2 separate regions of the Homo sapiens genome follow, and region 1 is linked to region 2. The links are chromatin loops, found by intact Hi-C in ENCODE. Cell type or tissue: CD14-positive monocyte. All regions are shown on one strand.

Evidence for each region. Hi-C counts contacts between places; a loop is a spot of excess contacts. Peaks named below come from ENCODE experiments on the same cell type or tissue, not always from the same donor. Only the 100,000 strongest peaks of a DNase experiment are listed, where the experiment ranks them.
Region 1: it touches region 2 in a loop (2.6-fold over the local background); 17 of 110 quality-filtered maps call a loop at or near these places.

Annotation. Positions count from the first base shown.
Region 1 is chr6:43,398,122-43,406,121 of GRCh38, forward strand. It overlaps LOC105375065 (a long non-coding RNA gene), which reads left to right. Exons shown (of 6, transcript XR_007059585.1): 3 at 4,820-4,929. Among named protein-coding and RNA genes, the nearest start is that of ABCC10, 25 kb to the right of the region's middle. In CD14-positive monocyte, CTCF peaks have their summits at 72 and 4,982; no DNase peak of the experiment used is centred here; H3K27me3 peaks cover 387 bases.
Region 2 is chr6:43,268,732-43,276,731 of GRCh38, forward strand. All of the region lies in intron 13 of TTBK1 (tau tubulin kinase 1), which reads left to right. Among named protein-coding and RNA genes, the nearest start is that of SLC22A7, 26 kb to the right of the region's middle. RefSeq lists silencers at 3,350-3,599, 6,507-6,806. In CD14-positive monocyte, no CTCF peak of the experiment used is centred here; a DNase peak (open chromatin) is centred at 7,540; H3K4me3 peaks cover 2,651 bases; H3K27me3 peaks cover 7,716 bases.

The DNA of each region.
Region 1 (8,000 bases), 130 kb after region 2:
ATCAAAGTTGGGTGAGTCATTCTTCCAAAAACAAACCCTTATAGAATAAAATACATTTGTTTAAGGGCCCTACGCCACCTAACTGTAGAAATTTAGAATGCAATCCTATATTAATTACGATAAACAACCCAGCTACTCTTGACCGGGAACCTTGGAGGTAGGTATTAGGAACAGATATCTCAGGAAGCAATCTGGTGGAACGGTTTGCTCTTAGGCTAGTCACCAACTCCACCCCGAGCCCACCCAGGATTACTATAACTCCTGGTCCCGCTACCTCCTTTTTTTTTTTTTTTTTTGAGACGGAATCTCACTGTGTCCCCCAGGCTGTAGTGCAGTGGCGCGATCTCGGCTCACTGCAAGCTCTGCCTCCCGGGTTCAAGCCATTCTCCTGCCTCAGCCTCCCAAGTAGCTGGGACTACAGGTGCCCGCCACCACAGCTGGCTAATTTTTTTTTTTGTATTTTTAGTAGAGACGGGGTTTCACAGTGTTAGCCAGGATGGTTTATCTCCTGACCTCGTGATCCGCCCGCCTCGGCCTCCAAAGGGCTGCGATTACAGGCGCAAGCCACCACACCCGGCCTCCCACTACCTCCTTTAATCCACCAGACAATAACTCTAAGAGAATAAAAATAATTAAGGTAACTGACTTGAGGCAGACTTTAGAAATTGAGACTGAATATGGGGATGTAAATGCCTGTTGAATGGGTCAAATTTTTGGTACTAGCTCCTTTTTTTTTTTTTTTTTTTGAGATGGAGTCTCGCTCTGTTGCCAGGCTGGAGTGCAGTGGCACGATCTCAGCTCACTGCAACCTCCACCTCCTGGGTTCAAGCAATTCTCCTGCCTCAGCCTCCTGAGTAGCTGGGACTACTCAGCTACTCGCACAATGCCACGCCCGGTTAATTTTTTTTTTTTCTGTATTTTAGTAGAGATGGGGTTTCACCATGTTGCCCATGCTGGTCTCAAACTGCTGAATCAGGCAATCCACCTGCCTCAGCCTCCCAAAGTGCTAAGATTACAGGCGTGAACCACCGCACCTGGCCAGTACTAGCTCTTAATAAGACCAACTGTTACGCATGCTGTGCTGGGCAGCCTCAGGCACAGGTGGTTCCATTTCCCTAGGATGGGATACCAATCCCGACGGAATGTGTTGCATGTTGGCTCTATACCAGGACACGAATGCATGGGGAAATAAGACTTACAAAAGTCTATCATTGCTCTTTCCCGCCTTACAGAGATCAGACCCTAGAGCAATCCCCTTGTTCTCCAAAGGGAATATGAACCACTCCTCTTGCCTCTCTAGGCAGGGGGCAGAGTTCAGTAAGCCTGTGGGAAAACTCTCAGCTTGTACCCACATCCTAAACATTACTGGTGAGTCAAATAAAGGCAACTACTCAGCATTTCGTATACCCCAGGCTGATGTCTGGTGGTACTATGGGAAGAGAAACCTCTCTAACTTGTTATTGTCCAATTGGACTGGAACTTGTGCTTTAGTTCAAGTGGCCATTCCCTTCACCCTGGCATTCCATAAGATTCCCGAGAATCCACGTGGCCACTGAAGTTGGAGAGATCTAACAAATTATTTTAACCCCAGCACTTGTATTAACTCAATAGGAGTCCCTAGAGGAGTACCTAATAAATTTAAGAACCAAAGGACACAAACATAAATGTGAAAATGGGACCAATAGGAGTAAAAAGAAAAAGAGGAGGGAATTGAAGGAAATAATGCATACACTGGTCCATTTCCAAGACAAAATGCCTTGAATTGGCTTAGGTGAGCAAACTACAGAAGAAACAGGATATACTAGGCCCCTGCTTGGATAGCCAATGCCTGCTTGTCAGCCTCCCCACCTGCCTTAGTTGTCTTCACCTGAACCAAAGAAGTTTAAGATAAAAATTTACTAGTCTGCAAAATAGCTTACTTTGTCTGTTTTTATCAGTCTGTCCAGCTACTTAGGTCATAAGTCAAATACTTAAAGAGCCCTTGAGCTAACTAGGATTGCAACACATTGTGGGCTGCAATAAAATGCACAAGACAACCCCCGCCCCCCGCCAAAAAAACACCTAAAGCCCCTACCCAACAATCAATAGGCAACATCTGGGAAGACTGTGACCACATAGTACTCAGCCTATGAGGAACTGGGAGAGGGACCTGTGCATGAGGGGATAAATTGCTTGTTGAAACTGTGCTGGGTGTACCTGCCTATCAGACACCCAATCTTGCAAGACTGTCATCAAAAGTCTCACTTTCACTGTTCTCTGGGTCTCTGAGTCCATTCTTTGGGTTTGGATGGGTGAGTTCGTTTCTCACACTTCTTCCTTTCTTCTTTCTTTCTATTGCCCAGGCCAGAGTGCAGTGGTCTGATCATGGCTCACTGCAGCCTCAACCTCCTGGACTCAAGCAGTCCTCTCACCTCAGCCTCCTAAAGTGCTGAGATTATAGGCATGCACCACTGCACCTGGCATATTCTGGCAACTTTCTACTTCCCTTCCCTACACAGGTGGAAACACAGCCAAATCATGTCATGGAATGAGTGATGAATTGATGACATTGGATTGTGTCTTCGTGATGATTAATAGGGGCAAATGTCCCCAATATTTTTGAGAGATTCCTCTATGTTTTTACTTTAGTTTTCTCTATAATTTCCTATGATTGGCTTCTACCTCCACACTTGAGTAAAATTGCTCTTGGTGAGGTCACAGAACACCACTTTCTATCCAAATACTTCCACTCTCCCTAGAACCCTCCAAAGCACTTAGCACCTTACCTTTCCCTCCTCAAAAACTCCTCCCAGGCTTCCTCAAGGCTCTTTCCACTGCCCTGGGCCACTCCTTGATCTCTTGTCTAACCATCCCTCTTCCTTTTCCTGCCCTCTAGATTTGGCCAACTGCAGTAGACATTTCTTTTTTGGGAGATAGGGGTGGAGGCTGCTCAGCCCATGAGAATTTCCCACTTTAAGAATCTTATAGGCCAGGCGTGGTGGCTCACGCCTGTAACCCCAGCACTTTGGGAGACCGAGGCATGTGGATCACCTGAGGTCAGGAGTTTGAGACAAGCCTGGCCAACATGGCGAAACCCTGTCTCTACTAAATATACAAAACATTAGCTGCTCATGGTGGCGGGTGCCTGTAATCCCAGCTACTTCCGGGAGGCTGAGGCAGGAGAATCGCTTGAACCCAGGAGGCAGAGGTTGCAGTGAGCCGAGATCATGCCATTGCACTCCAGCCTGGGCAACAAGAGTGAAACTCCGTCTCAAAAAAAAAAAAAAAAAAAGAAAAGAAAAAGACAAAAAGAATTGTATATAGGCCAGGCACGGTGGCTCACGCCTGTAATCCCAGCACTTTGGGATACCTAGGTGGGGGGATCACTTAAGGCCAGGAGTTCAAGACCAGATGGGCCAACATGGTGAAACCCCATCTCTACTAAAAATACAAAAAATTAGCCGGGCGGGGTAACACGCGCCTGTAATCCCAAGTGTTTAGGAGGCTGAGGCTGAGACACGAAAGTCACTTGAACCCAGGAGGCAGAGATTGCAATGAGCCAAGATCACACCACTGCACTCCAGCCTGGGTGACAGATCGAGACTCTGTCTCAAAAACACAAACAAACAAAAAAGACCCCAAGAATCTTATATGAAGCAGATCCTACTTATCACTAGAGATGCTGAAAACACCAGATCCGTGCTTTCCCAGCCTCCTTTGCGGCCAGAGCTGGCACTGTCCTAGGCTGGGCCAGTCAGATGCAGCTATCCTAGCCTTGACTCTGGAGTTACTAACGAAAATAAGCAGAGTTAAGGGAAGGGTGTTCCTGGTGACAGCAACTTCCAATTTTCATGCAGCTCTAGCAGCAGTGCCAAGCTCAGGTCCCTGGCCTGATGGTGTCAGTGATGTGAGATGTGGCATATAGTGGACAGCAGACTCTTCACCAAACACTATCTTTTGGAGTAGTTTTGGCTGTGGTTATATCTGTTTAGGCTCTGAGCCTGGTTCTCCAGGTTTCCCAGTGTTTCTGTGAACTGCTCTGTAGCTTAAATTATTCAGAATCTATTTCCGTTGCTTGCAACTGAGAACTAGCAAATACAGCATTTCAGAAAGCTGTCCTCAGTTCTCTTTCCCTATACCACCTAAAATCACACCAATCTCTATATTTTCTAAACTTGTATTGCATTATTAAAGAATCCATGCAAGTTAGTGCATTATCATTTACTATCTCATACTTTTTCATTTTCATATGTTTATTTATAGTCCCTCTTATATCTATAAATGATGTCTCTCCAACAATACCACGAATCATGAAAGAAATTAAAATGTCATATCGGGCGGGGTGCGGTGGCTCACACCTGTAATACCAGCATTTTGGGAGGCCAAAGCGGGCAGATCATTTGAGGTCAGGAGTTCGAGACCAGCCTGGACAACATGGTGAAACCCTGTCTCTACTAAAAATACAAAAAATGAGCTGGGCCTAGTGGCAGGCACCTGTAATTCCAGCTGCTTGGGGAGGCTGAGGCAGAAGAATCACTTGAACCTGGGAGGCGGAGGTTGCAGTGAGCCGAGATAGCGCCACTGCACTCCAGCCTGGGCAACAGAGGGCAACTCTGTCTCAAAAAAGAAAAAAAAAGTCATATCAAATATATGTTTAAAATCATGAGAAACTCAAGGCATACTTTTAAAAAACCCCAAAAAGATGCTTTTTGGTATCACAGTATTTAATATTTATTTTTTCCTTCATCAATTTTTTTCAATATTTTGATGCCTACTGAGTGCCAAGTACTGCAAAATTGATGAGGATAGAGACGAATAAGACATGTCTCTGATTTTTCAGAAACTTTGCTCTGGTGGAGGAAACAAACATGGACACATTGTGAGAGTTCCAGGAAGTGGCCACTTGGAGGTGGTATCAAAGTGCTGTGGGAATCCACTTGGGATTGCTGGGTATGTCACTGTCAAGGGGAGGGAGCTGAGTTTCAGCTTGATCCTTCAAGACAGGCACTCAAGTGTGGAAAGGGATGGGCCATGGGCATGTTTCCATAGGACCAGAGATAGACCTAGGTTCAAATCCTGACTCAAACTACTTATTAGCTTTATGATAATGAGAAAGTTACTTACACTCTCTGAGCTTCAGTTTCCTTATCTGTGAAATGGAGATGATAACATTTACATATATTGCTAGTTTATTGTGAATACTTTAAAAGAAGTAATTGTATTAGTCCATTTTTTGCTGCTGTGAATACATACACGAGACTGGGTAATTTATAAAGGAAAGAGGTTTAATTGACTCAATTCAGCATGGCTGGGGAGGTCTCAGGAAACTTACTATCATGGCAGAAAGGGAAGCAAACGTGTCCTTCTTCACATGGCAGCAGGGAGAAGAAGAATGAGTGAAAAGGGAAAAGCCCCTTTTAAAACCATCATATCTCGTGAGAACTCACTATCATGAGAACAGCATGGAGGTAACTACCCCCACGATTCAATTACCTCCCACTGGGTCCCTCCCACGACAGGTGGGGATTATGGAAACTACAAGATGAGATTTGGGTGGGGATACAGCCAAACCATATCAATAATATATAAAGAATCAAGCCCTCCATAAATAGTTATTAGTAGTACTATTATTGTTCCAGGTCCCATCCTCCAGGAAACCTTTCTTGATTGCTCTCAATGATCTCTCTCCTCTGAATTCCAGGAAAAGCCATTGCGCTGATTGCTTGGCTTTATTACACAGTGCTTTGTACTATTGATATTGTGAGTTTGAATCTCAGTTCATAAACTTATACATGCCCAAAACATCTAATTTCTTCATATTCTGGAAATCAAATTAACTTCAACCTTTAGTCTCTATCCCATCAAAATGGCTGTCAATTCAACTTAGGGGGACTTCCCTGAATTGTGCCAACGTTCTGCGACTCCTGCAGTGATATGGCATTAGAGGAGCCTCCTAGTCTACTGTCCATCCAGGTTACCATTTAATGCCCCAGCCCTCATCACCTTGATTCGTGTCTCTGCTTCATAGCCTGCCATGCCTAGGGAATCTTTGAGGCTGGGAGAATAAGGTTAAGGATGCAGCATCTCTGGGGTCTGACATGGCCATTCACCCTGGAGTCCAGCCACATCACTGGTGTTTTTTCATCTGAAAAATGGTATAATAATAATAGTAAGAGTTATTAAGCAACTAATATATTCCAGGCAATTTGCTAGATCTTTTGAATACGTTGTCTCATTTAATCTTCCCACCCACTCTGTGAAAGAGACTCTGTTATTACTTTCAGGAACTTTGCTCTGGTGGAGGAGACAAACATGGACACATTGTGATAGTACCAGGAGCTGGCCACTTGGAGGTGGGATCTATTATTAACCACATTTAGGACTCTTCAAGCTCAAAAACTTGCCCAAGATCACATAGTTACAGAGTAGCAGAGGCAAGATTTTAATCGTTGTCTCCAAAGTTTGGTTGGTTAACCACCATGCTCTATACCCAGTTTGCAGGGTAGTTCTAAAGATTAGAGCTAATGTGTGAAAGTGCCAAGAACAGTATTGGACACATAATAGGCACTCAATTAGGTACAGATATTGTTGTTATTTTTCAAAAGTGGTATTTCTAGCTGCTGCTATGAGCTTGCCCAGTTTCCCACTGCAGGGCTGTTGGGAGAATAGGTGGGAACAAGGAAGCTTTTTATAGGTTGGCCCAGTTTCCCCTATTAATGAGTCCATTTATTCATTCATTCAACAAATAATTTATTGAGTAATTACTATGTGTCAGGCACTGTTCTATGCACTGGGAAAATGACAATGAGCAAAAATAATAAAATCCCTGCTCTCATGGAACTTATAGCCTAGCGGAGGAGGGGACAGACACTAAACAAATAAAAAGTAGATAGATGATGTCTCAAATGGTAATATGCATTTTGAAAAAATTAATCTGATAGGGGGTTAGAGAGTGATAGATGGAGATATACATCTATTTATATAAGGCGGACAGGGAAGACCTCTCTGATAAAGTGAACTTTGGGCAGAGACCTGAAGGAAGTGAGGAATTGAACCATGCAGATATCTGGGGATGTGGGTGACAGGCAGAGAGAAAGATTCTGAGGTGGCACAGACCCTTGGTATGTTTGAAGAGCAGTGGAAGCCTAGGGAATGAGTATAAACAGAAAAAAAGTGGGTTGGTGTCTTAGATCAGAATCCCTAGAAGCAGAACTGAGATAGGGATTCGAGTGTATGTGATCTTTGAGGGAGTGCTGTCAGGAGAAAACGAGTGAGGGAAACAGAATAGGACAGGAGAAAGAGCTAGGCAAAGATATGGTCTTTAGTTTGATCCTGTGAGAACTCTGGAGCATGAATTATTCCACAAAGCTGGTTCTACCAAGGCAAGGAATTGGCCTTTTTTACTTGACCTCGTTTAGTCATTAGTCATTAGTCATTAGTCATTAGTCAATGACAGGTCTGCGGGGCAGTGGAGAGCAGTAGTTAATCTCTCAGGCAAAGCAGATCCACTTTGTGGAGAGCAATTCTCCAGAGGAGAAGGAAATGATGACCCATTAGTAGCCAACACTCACAGGAGCTGAGGAATGGGTACAACTAGCCCTGTAAAGGAGATCTAAGTAGGACAACAGCATCCATTACAGATGGGAAATGAACCCTAAGAGGCTCTAACACTTTGAGGTTGAGAGGATAAAGAGAAAGAAAACTGAGAAGCAACCAATGAGGTAGGAAGAGAACCAAGAATATGTGGTATCCAGAAAGTCAAGAAATAAAATTATATCAAGAATGATGGAGTATTGAGGAAAGAGAGGGGGAAGGGAGCAATTAACTGAGTCATATAATCACTCTGTTAGCCTCCAAGATGGCCCCCCAATGACTCTTGCTTCATGGTACACATGTCCCCATGTAATCTCTTTCTACTTTGAATCAGACTAACTTGTGTAACCAGTAAGATATTCCGAAAATAATGGAGTGCAACTTATGAGACCAGATCATAAAAGATATTTCAACTTCTGCTTTGTTCT
Region 2 (8,000 bases):
GCCCAGCCCTGTACACAAGCTGCCTGGTGGCTCAGACTTTGAGGGGGCAGGGAAAAAGCCACTTTCAAGAAATGACTTCAGTTTGCCCCTCCTCCTACGAGTCCATCCCTTCCCTCATTTGGAAGAGTGATTTAAAATTAGATACTAAAATAGCTCAGTGAAGAGCACAGCATTTACTCCATGGCGGGTGCTGTTCCAAGTACTGCACATCTTATAACATCGAATCCTCACGACCACCCTTTGAGGTGGGCACCATTATGACCCCCATTTTACAGAGGAGGAAGCTGAGGCTCAGAGAGGTGCAGTAACTTGCTCAAGGTCACTCAGATTTTAAGTGGTGGAGTTGGGATTCAAACACGAGTAATTGGGCTCTAGAGTACCACCTTATGCCGCATGGTCACCCCGATCCCAACACCTCCCTGTGATGGGGCGGGGGTGCCAAGGCGGAGGGTGTACAGGGAAAGTTTCTGAGCCCTAATGAGTAGCACGGAATCTAGCTGGGGAGACATGCCACACACAGCTGTCAACACATGGCAAGGAACTCTCTCAGAGCACACAGCCACGTTCCTGAGAGAAAGGGTTCCCCAGTCCAGAACAACCCTGAGCTAGGTAGGACTAAGCCAGGAAGGCTTCTCGGAGGAGGTGAGTGACCATGGTCTCCTTGCAGAGACCATAGTGTGAGAAGTTCCAGAGAGAAGGAGGAGGGGGAAGGGCGTTGGAGGCCAGAGCCTAGATTCTGAGGCAGGACCTTGGGGCGGGTGGTTTGCACCCTCCTCCACCCTGCCTGACCCCGCCCACTTGCCCGGGACGCCGGCGCCGCAGGGGCTGTGAGCGGTGGGTGGCCCCGGAGACGGAGCTGTCGAGTCTGTGCCTGACACCTCTTTTCCCTCCACTTTCTTGGTCTCTTTCAGTTGGAGGAGGACAGACTCTCGGGGCACTCCCTCCCGCGGTACAGCCCCCTGCGACGACTGGCGTCCTCCGTGTTCTCCTCCTCCACGCTGGAGACGGAGCATTACCCTCACCCCGGCGGCGGCGGCTCCTCGGGCTCCTCCGGTTCCCTCATTCAGCGCAGCCGCTCGGCTGAGAGCAGCCCTGTGCGGGCGCCCCACCGGCGCCACGCGCCCCTCGCTGCTGGCAACCACAGACTCATGCCCTCGGTGCTCCGCATCTCGCGGTCCCAGCTGCAGCAGGTGTGGGCCCGGTTCACCCACAAGACCTAGGCTGGGCCCCCCCCCTCCTGGAGGGGGCAGGTGGGGGGGGGTGGGGAGCAGGCAGAGGACCATGGTTCCTTCCCAGGACGCAATAATCACACACTCACACATCCCATCCCACCCCATCATGCAATACAGCCCCCCTAGAACGTTGGCCCAAGGTACTGTAATACTCCCACCCCAAGCAGAGTCTCCGTCCCACCTCCCCATCAGCTCCCTTTGTAGGTGCCAGCCAAATGGTGCAGGGAGGGGTGGGGCTGGTGGTACAGTTTCCAGGACAGGGCAGGGGCGCTCAGCTGGAGCCACTGATGGGTCCAGAGTCCAGTGGAAAGAGAGGTGTCAGGGAGATGAGGCCTGCAGGGCCAGAGGCACTCTGGTATGGGCTTTGTTCTGTTTAATTTGTGATCTCTTGGCATGGCTGGGTCTGATCCACCCCGAGGGGCTGGCGGGAGGCCAAGACCCTCCTTGCATGGTGTGTGTGTGTGTGTGTGTGTGTGTGTGTGTGTGTGTGTGTGTCCCTGTGTATGGATGGAGGCCAGGACAGCCAGGTTTGGAATGTGGTGGGGAGTGTTTCAATGCTCAGTGATCGGGGGAGGAGCCCTGTGACCTAGCGAGACTTTCTCAGGCCATCATCATTGAGGACAGAGTTCTCTCCTCACACATCTTACCCCAGGAAGGCTCAGTCCATGGTAGGCTGCCCCTCCCCCAAGACACCTGTGCCATCACTCCCTGGTAGGATTGGGTGTCTGTCCTCGGCTCCTCAGGAACTGAGGATGGATGAGAGGGGCCTGGGATCCACCTCCCAAGGCAGGCTGGAACTGAGCAACGAGGAGACCCAGCTTAGAAGCAGTGGCAGCTAAGGTGGTTGTTAAGGATGACGTGAGAAACCATGTGCTTGTCAGCAAAACCAGTGTCTCAGGACAAATCCCAGGCGGGAGCAGCCCCACCTCTGCCCTTCTCAGAAGGTGACTCCTTCCTGTAGGTGCTCGGTCAGCCCCAAGGGCGGTGGTGAAGACACAGCAGAAGAGAGGCAGGTTGGATAGGGATCTGGACACTTGGGAGTGGGGAAGTGTCAGGATGCCAGCTTGCGCCTGCCTCTTCTGCCCATTTCTCAGCCCCCAACCTTCACTGCAGGGAGCCCAAGTTTCCCTTTATTCATCCTGCCCATGTCAGCCAGCACCTCTGTTCCCCTGGGGAATGCGGTAGTAGTGAAGTGGGTACTAGAAAGGGCCGTGCCTGTATGGGGAGGGGAGGAGGCCCAAAGATTTGCAAAATGTTTATTTCAGTGAGACTGTGTCTGTATGTTTGCTTGTGTGCATGCGCGTACACTTGTGCATAAGAGTGTGCTTACGAATGAGCGTTTGTGCATGTGGAAGGGCTGCCATGGATGAATGCTCAGGCTGTGCACTGTGTAATTCCAGGAAGTGCCATTTACATAGACCTCAATGTGACTGGCACGTGCGCAAGTTGCACAGTGCTGTATGAGTGTGTGTATGCACATGTGTGTTAGGGAGCCAGAAAGATGTCTATGCAGTCATTGGTAGTTTCCTATGTAGCTACTCTCATCCCAGCTTCACTCTTCTACCCCTCTCTCCCTGTAACCTCTGCTTGGCCCATCAATTCCCCAGATGTCTCTGGTTAGAGTAGAGGCCTCAGGGCCCTGGCCCCTGCCTGGGGGTGCCATAAGTGTGGTGGGCAGTGCCCTGGAGCCAAACTGTCCACACAGAGGGCCACCATTGTGGTATGGCTCATCCACACCATTCACATAAGCCACTCCATAGTCACACACTCCTTTCCCCAAAATCTTTCTTTGTAAGTCTATTTATTTATTTATTTATTTATTTATTTATTTTTGAGGATGTCTGGGCCAAGAGCACCTTCTCCATCTGGCAACAAAAGCCAGATTTGGGTTCTAATACTTGTGCCCCACCCCCACCCCCATCTCAGCTGCTCACTTTTGAATCTCCCCAAACCCAAGCCTCTGTTGCCCTCTGGGCTGTTTTGGATGGCTTTGCACCCTGCTCAGGCAGTAGGCAGGAGAGGGTCAAGGTGGACCCTTTGAGAAGGGACAGAAAACAAAAAGCACAAAGGTGAGGGGGTGAGGCTGAACAGTGGCCCCACTCCCCTCCTGCTGGCACTGCCTCCCCCAGCCACCTCCTCTTGCCCTCTTCCCATCCACCCCAGGTAGTGGCAGGAGGTGAAGTGAAGGGAACCTGCCCACCATCTGCTCCATAAGTCAGCAGCAGTGTGGGCAAGGGCCCCCCCACCCAATCTGGGGTTGGATGAAACCAAGCACTCTGTGATCCAGCATTCCCTTCTAGAGGGTTCCACTACTCAACCCTGAGCACAGCTCCATCTCAGTGACCAGAACCCTGAGGTACTCTAAGATCCCAAAGTGCCTTGTGAAATATTGAAGATGATGGCACTGGCTTCAGCCTCATTTCAGCATTACATACATATTACTGTTTCCAACGCCTTTGGAAGTGGGAGATCCAGCATTGAGAAGGCGGCTGAGTTTTCAAACACACACCCCCCACCTCAGAACTGACACCTGTGGGAGAGGGTGTGTCCTTTAAAGCAAGGCCATGGTTCAAAGCATGTTGTCCTTTAGGGGGACATCCTTTTGTATATCCTCCATGGTGGAGGGGAGAGTGTTTTGTAAGCCATAAAGCTCTGAGCTAACAGGTGATCTTAATAATATTATCTTTTCGGGGTGGCTTTGACTCTTGGAGATTGTTAAGGTCATCTAAGCCACTTGTGTTGGATTAAGTTCATGTGAAGCTCGGCAGAGCTTCACATGGTTTGGGTCGAGTTGCTGGTCTCCGGTTCCCAGGCTAGGTGGGGATGCTGTGAGCCTGCAATATTGTCACTCTTGTTTTCTGAAGCATTTCCCAAGAGAAGGCCAGAATGTTTCAAGATTGATACCCTGCTTGGGGAAAGCGTGTAGCCTCCTCGGGGTCAGCTTTGAAAAGAGACAGCTGTCTTTGTTGTATTTTGAAAGTGGTGTTTTCGCACTTCATAGTCTCACTCTGCATTTAGTGGTGGCTTACAATTATTTGTGATTTTATTTAATAGCCACTGGCACACAGTGCTTATTATGTGCCAGGCAGCGATCTAAGCACTTTACAAAATTAACTCATTTAAACCTCATGATAGCTTATGAGGTAGATCCCAGTATTATCTGCATTCAACAAATTAATCAGAACATTTTATTTACCAGAACATATAAAAAACCCACCCATGCCGAATAATCTGAGGTCTTGTTTGACAGAGTTTGTGAAACATCTTGGTCTATGTATTGGTTGATTGATTGTCCTTTGCGGTGGGCCCCCTCCTCAGTCTATAGAAAAGAGGGGAGTTGTCAGCAAGCCATATTTTCCTTCCTTTCCCATTCCCACCTTGCCATGGGGTGGCATCCAGATGGGAGTCACTCCAGAGTACTGGGGTTGGTTAAAATGGCTGGACCCTGTCTCTCCAGAGACCTCCAACCCCTCAATCCCACATGGCCCCAAGCATCCCACAGCAGCTCTGGGGATCAGGTGGGCAGAGGAGGAGTTAGCATGAGAAAGCAGGGGCTCCAAAGCCTGACCTCAGTGGGATTGGTGAGGTCCTAGGGGTCAGACTCACAGACGGGGAAGACACTGGCATCTGTGAACACCGAATGGGTGTCACCAACTCGTACATCAACAAGATCCAAACAGTGTCAGGGAAGTGGCAGGTTCAGGGACTGTGGTAAACAGGGGAACTCCCATGCCCATACCATCCTCAGCTCAACCAATTGTTGCCACTATCTTCTAATTTTTATTTGAAATCTCCCAATTTTTAATTGTTGGCATCTAATTTTAAAAAGAAAAATCACTGTATGAACCAAACCAAAATGGTTTACAGGCAGAGGTGGCCTAAACTCATTTTGCAACCACTGTGAGCCTGAGGACTTCCTGCACCACCCTCTGTCCAGGGCTGCAGCACTCAAAGGCGACAGTGTTCTTGCCCAGGAACTCGAACCTGGCCAGTGGGGATGTGTGGTGTGTGCTGTGTTTATACATGTGGTGTGCATAAGTGCCTGAATGAGTGTGGGGGCCAGTGGACCTTTTTGTGGTGAGTGGGGGCCTCCTGGTGGGACTAGTATTTTCTCCATGGGAGAGGGTATGTTCTGAGGACCCTGGGTCCGTGACAAATGCGCTAGTAAATTTTCGATAACTCAATATACATCCCCCACACACTCAAGGCAGCTTGGGTCACAGCAATAACCACTGAACACTCATCCCAACCGCTAACATCCTGAACCCAACGATATCCCTTTGCATTTCCAGTTTTGGGGAAAACAGACACAGCCCTGCCTAGTGGGTGGGGGATGGTGGCACCTCTGAGCCATGCTGGTCCCAGGACACCCGGACTCGCTCTCTCTTCTGTCCTGCCTAGATCCCTTTTTCTGGGGAGGGGTGGTGCTGTCTTGCTCAGGCAGTGGTCGGGGGAGCCTTGGGCCCCTGGGTAGGCAGAAGGAGCTGTGTAAATGTATTTATATGGAGTGGGCAGTGGAGGGAACCATACTTGGGGAGGGTGTGGCTCTGACCGGGGATGGGGGCAACTCCAGCTGTGTGTGGGGAGCCTGGAAAATGCTGTATCCTCTGCTGTCCTTGGGTTGATGTGGTACTTGGGGATGGAAGTGTAGATCTCTCCGGAGGGCCTGAACCCCATCCCACCCTACCCCAAACTCCACTTAGACCTGGGACACACTCAACTCAAGGGGCAGGAACCAGCCCACCCTCCATACAGTCAGCCCCTGAAAATGTCAAGCATCCTTCTCCCTAAGGGAAGGGCTCCAGGTCTGAGGGCCACAACCCTCCCATATCCCTCTGGTTCCCCACACACCATCCAGTGGGCGTCCCAGCCCAGGAGGCCCCAAGCCTGAGTGCCCGCTTCCTCCAAATGAGGGGTGGGGAAGGGGTGGAGAGGAGGGGGAAATGGAGCCCACAGGACTCCTTCCTACAACCTTCCTAGACTCTCCTCCGCTTGGCTCCGCCGTCAGTCCCACCACTCACCCTCCCTCCCTGCACAGGCTGTGGGGGTGCGGGCAGTGGGGTCCACTTGGCCACTCACTAACCGGCCCTCACGCACTCACACTCACACCCACACTCACACACTCTCCCTCCGTAGCTGCGCGCACTTCGCCCACTCTCCGGACCCTGCACTAGCGGCCCCGGCCGGGAGGGCACGAGGACTGCGCAGCCGGACCCCCGCAGGTCCCCAAGCCAGGGGTCCCGTCCATCCGCCCGCCCCCGCGGCCAGCGCCACGAATGTACGGCCCGCCCCACACAGCGCCCCGCGGCGCCCTGCACCCCCCGCCGGACTTCGGCCCCGCCGCGCTCCCGCCCCACCCCGCCGCCGAGGCTTCCCCTGGGTTCGCGTCCCCCGCCGCCCCCGTCGCCCCGCCTTCGCGCCCGTTTTCGTTTGCTTTTCCCTGCTGCTGGCTGGCGGCCTTTGGGTCCCTGGCCCCGGGGCGGGGGCGGGCTGGAGTGGGGCTCCCCTCAGTGCTGCCAGGCTGGGGTGCGGATGGGGACAGGCGGAGGCGTTCGGCTAAGCCTCCAGGCTCGGAGGGCCCTGTCGCCCCACCCCTGACTCCCGTTACCTCACTGCCCGTCGGGCTGCCCCCCACCCCGCCCCAATAATTGGCCTTGCAATTGGATGCCAAAGAGCCCAGAGTTGAGGGGGAGCAGAGCTTTGAGCCCAGGTCTCTCAGAGCAACCCAACAGCCCCCTTTTTGCCCACGCCCCAATCCGCGTCCCCTGCCCCACCCCACCACTGAGGGCCCTGGGGGTCACCAAACATGCCCCCCCATTTCCAGCTCTTCCCACACCCCCACCCCCGAAAATAAAACTCAGGGACCAACATCTGCTTCCTTTGCACTTGCTCCGTCGACCCCGCTCCCCGCTCGGAGGGGCTTCCGTGGGGGAGGGGGCGGGGCTCCGGGCCCTCAGAGTTCTCAGTGTCGAGCGAGGAGAGGGGCTGGCCCCTGCCCCCGGAGAAGCGGGACTGGTAGGAGAGAGAAACTCAGCACCGGGGCCCAGCTGAGCCCCTTCCTGCGTAAGGAGACGCCTTCTAATTGCGGGGTGGGGGCGGAGTAGGGGAGGGATAGGAAGGGGATTAGCGAGAGGACCCTCGCGGAGGTCCTGAGTCCCAGTCGGTTTATTCCTGAGCCTTCCCCTCCCATCGTAAGTCCTTCCCTCGACCCCCCATTTTGTACTGCAATAATACTGTATTATACGCTTGCACTATTTCCCGACCCTGGCCAGCGGAAGCATGCACGAAAAACTCAAAACCACACACACGCTCACACGCACACACACGCACACGAAGATGGGACGCTTTTTTTCTTCCTCTCTCTCTCCGGGGTGCGTCCTCCTTAGTGTACATAGCGGCGTCGGGGGGTGGCCCCAGGCCCGGGTAGAAAAGCATGCACTGAGCCCCCTGCCCCTAGACTGCGAGTACTGTACAAATCCAACACTTGAAACCGACACGCACACGCGCGGCGCCGCCACGGGGGTGGGACACGGACACGCACCCACGCGCACACGGCCGCGCACGGGCGGGGAGGGGGCGCCCCGCCGTCACGCGTCGCTGTGCGAGGGATTTTGTGCCTTTTTAAGTCCCTGTATGTTAATGCAGACAATCCGGAGAGCTTGTGTACTACCAAATCCTGATTAAAGACGCCTTCCAGGAACCTGCGCCTCCGCCTGCTTTCTTTCACCCTCCCCCTTCCTTTCCCAGCTCTCAGTGTAGACCCTGGCT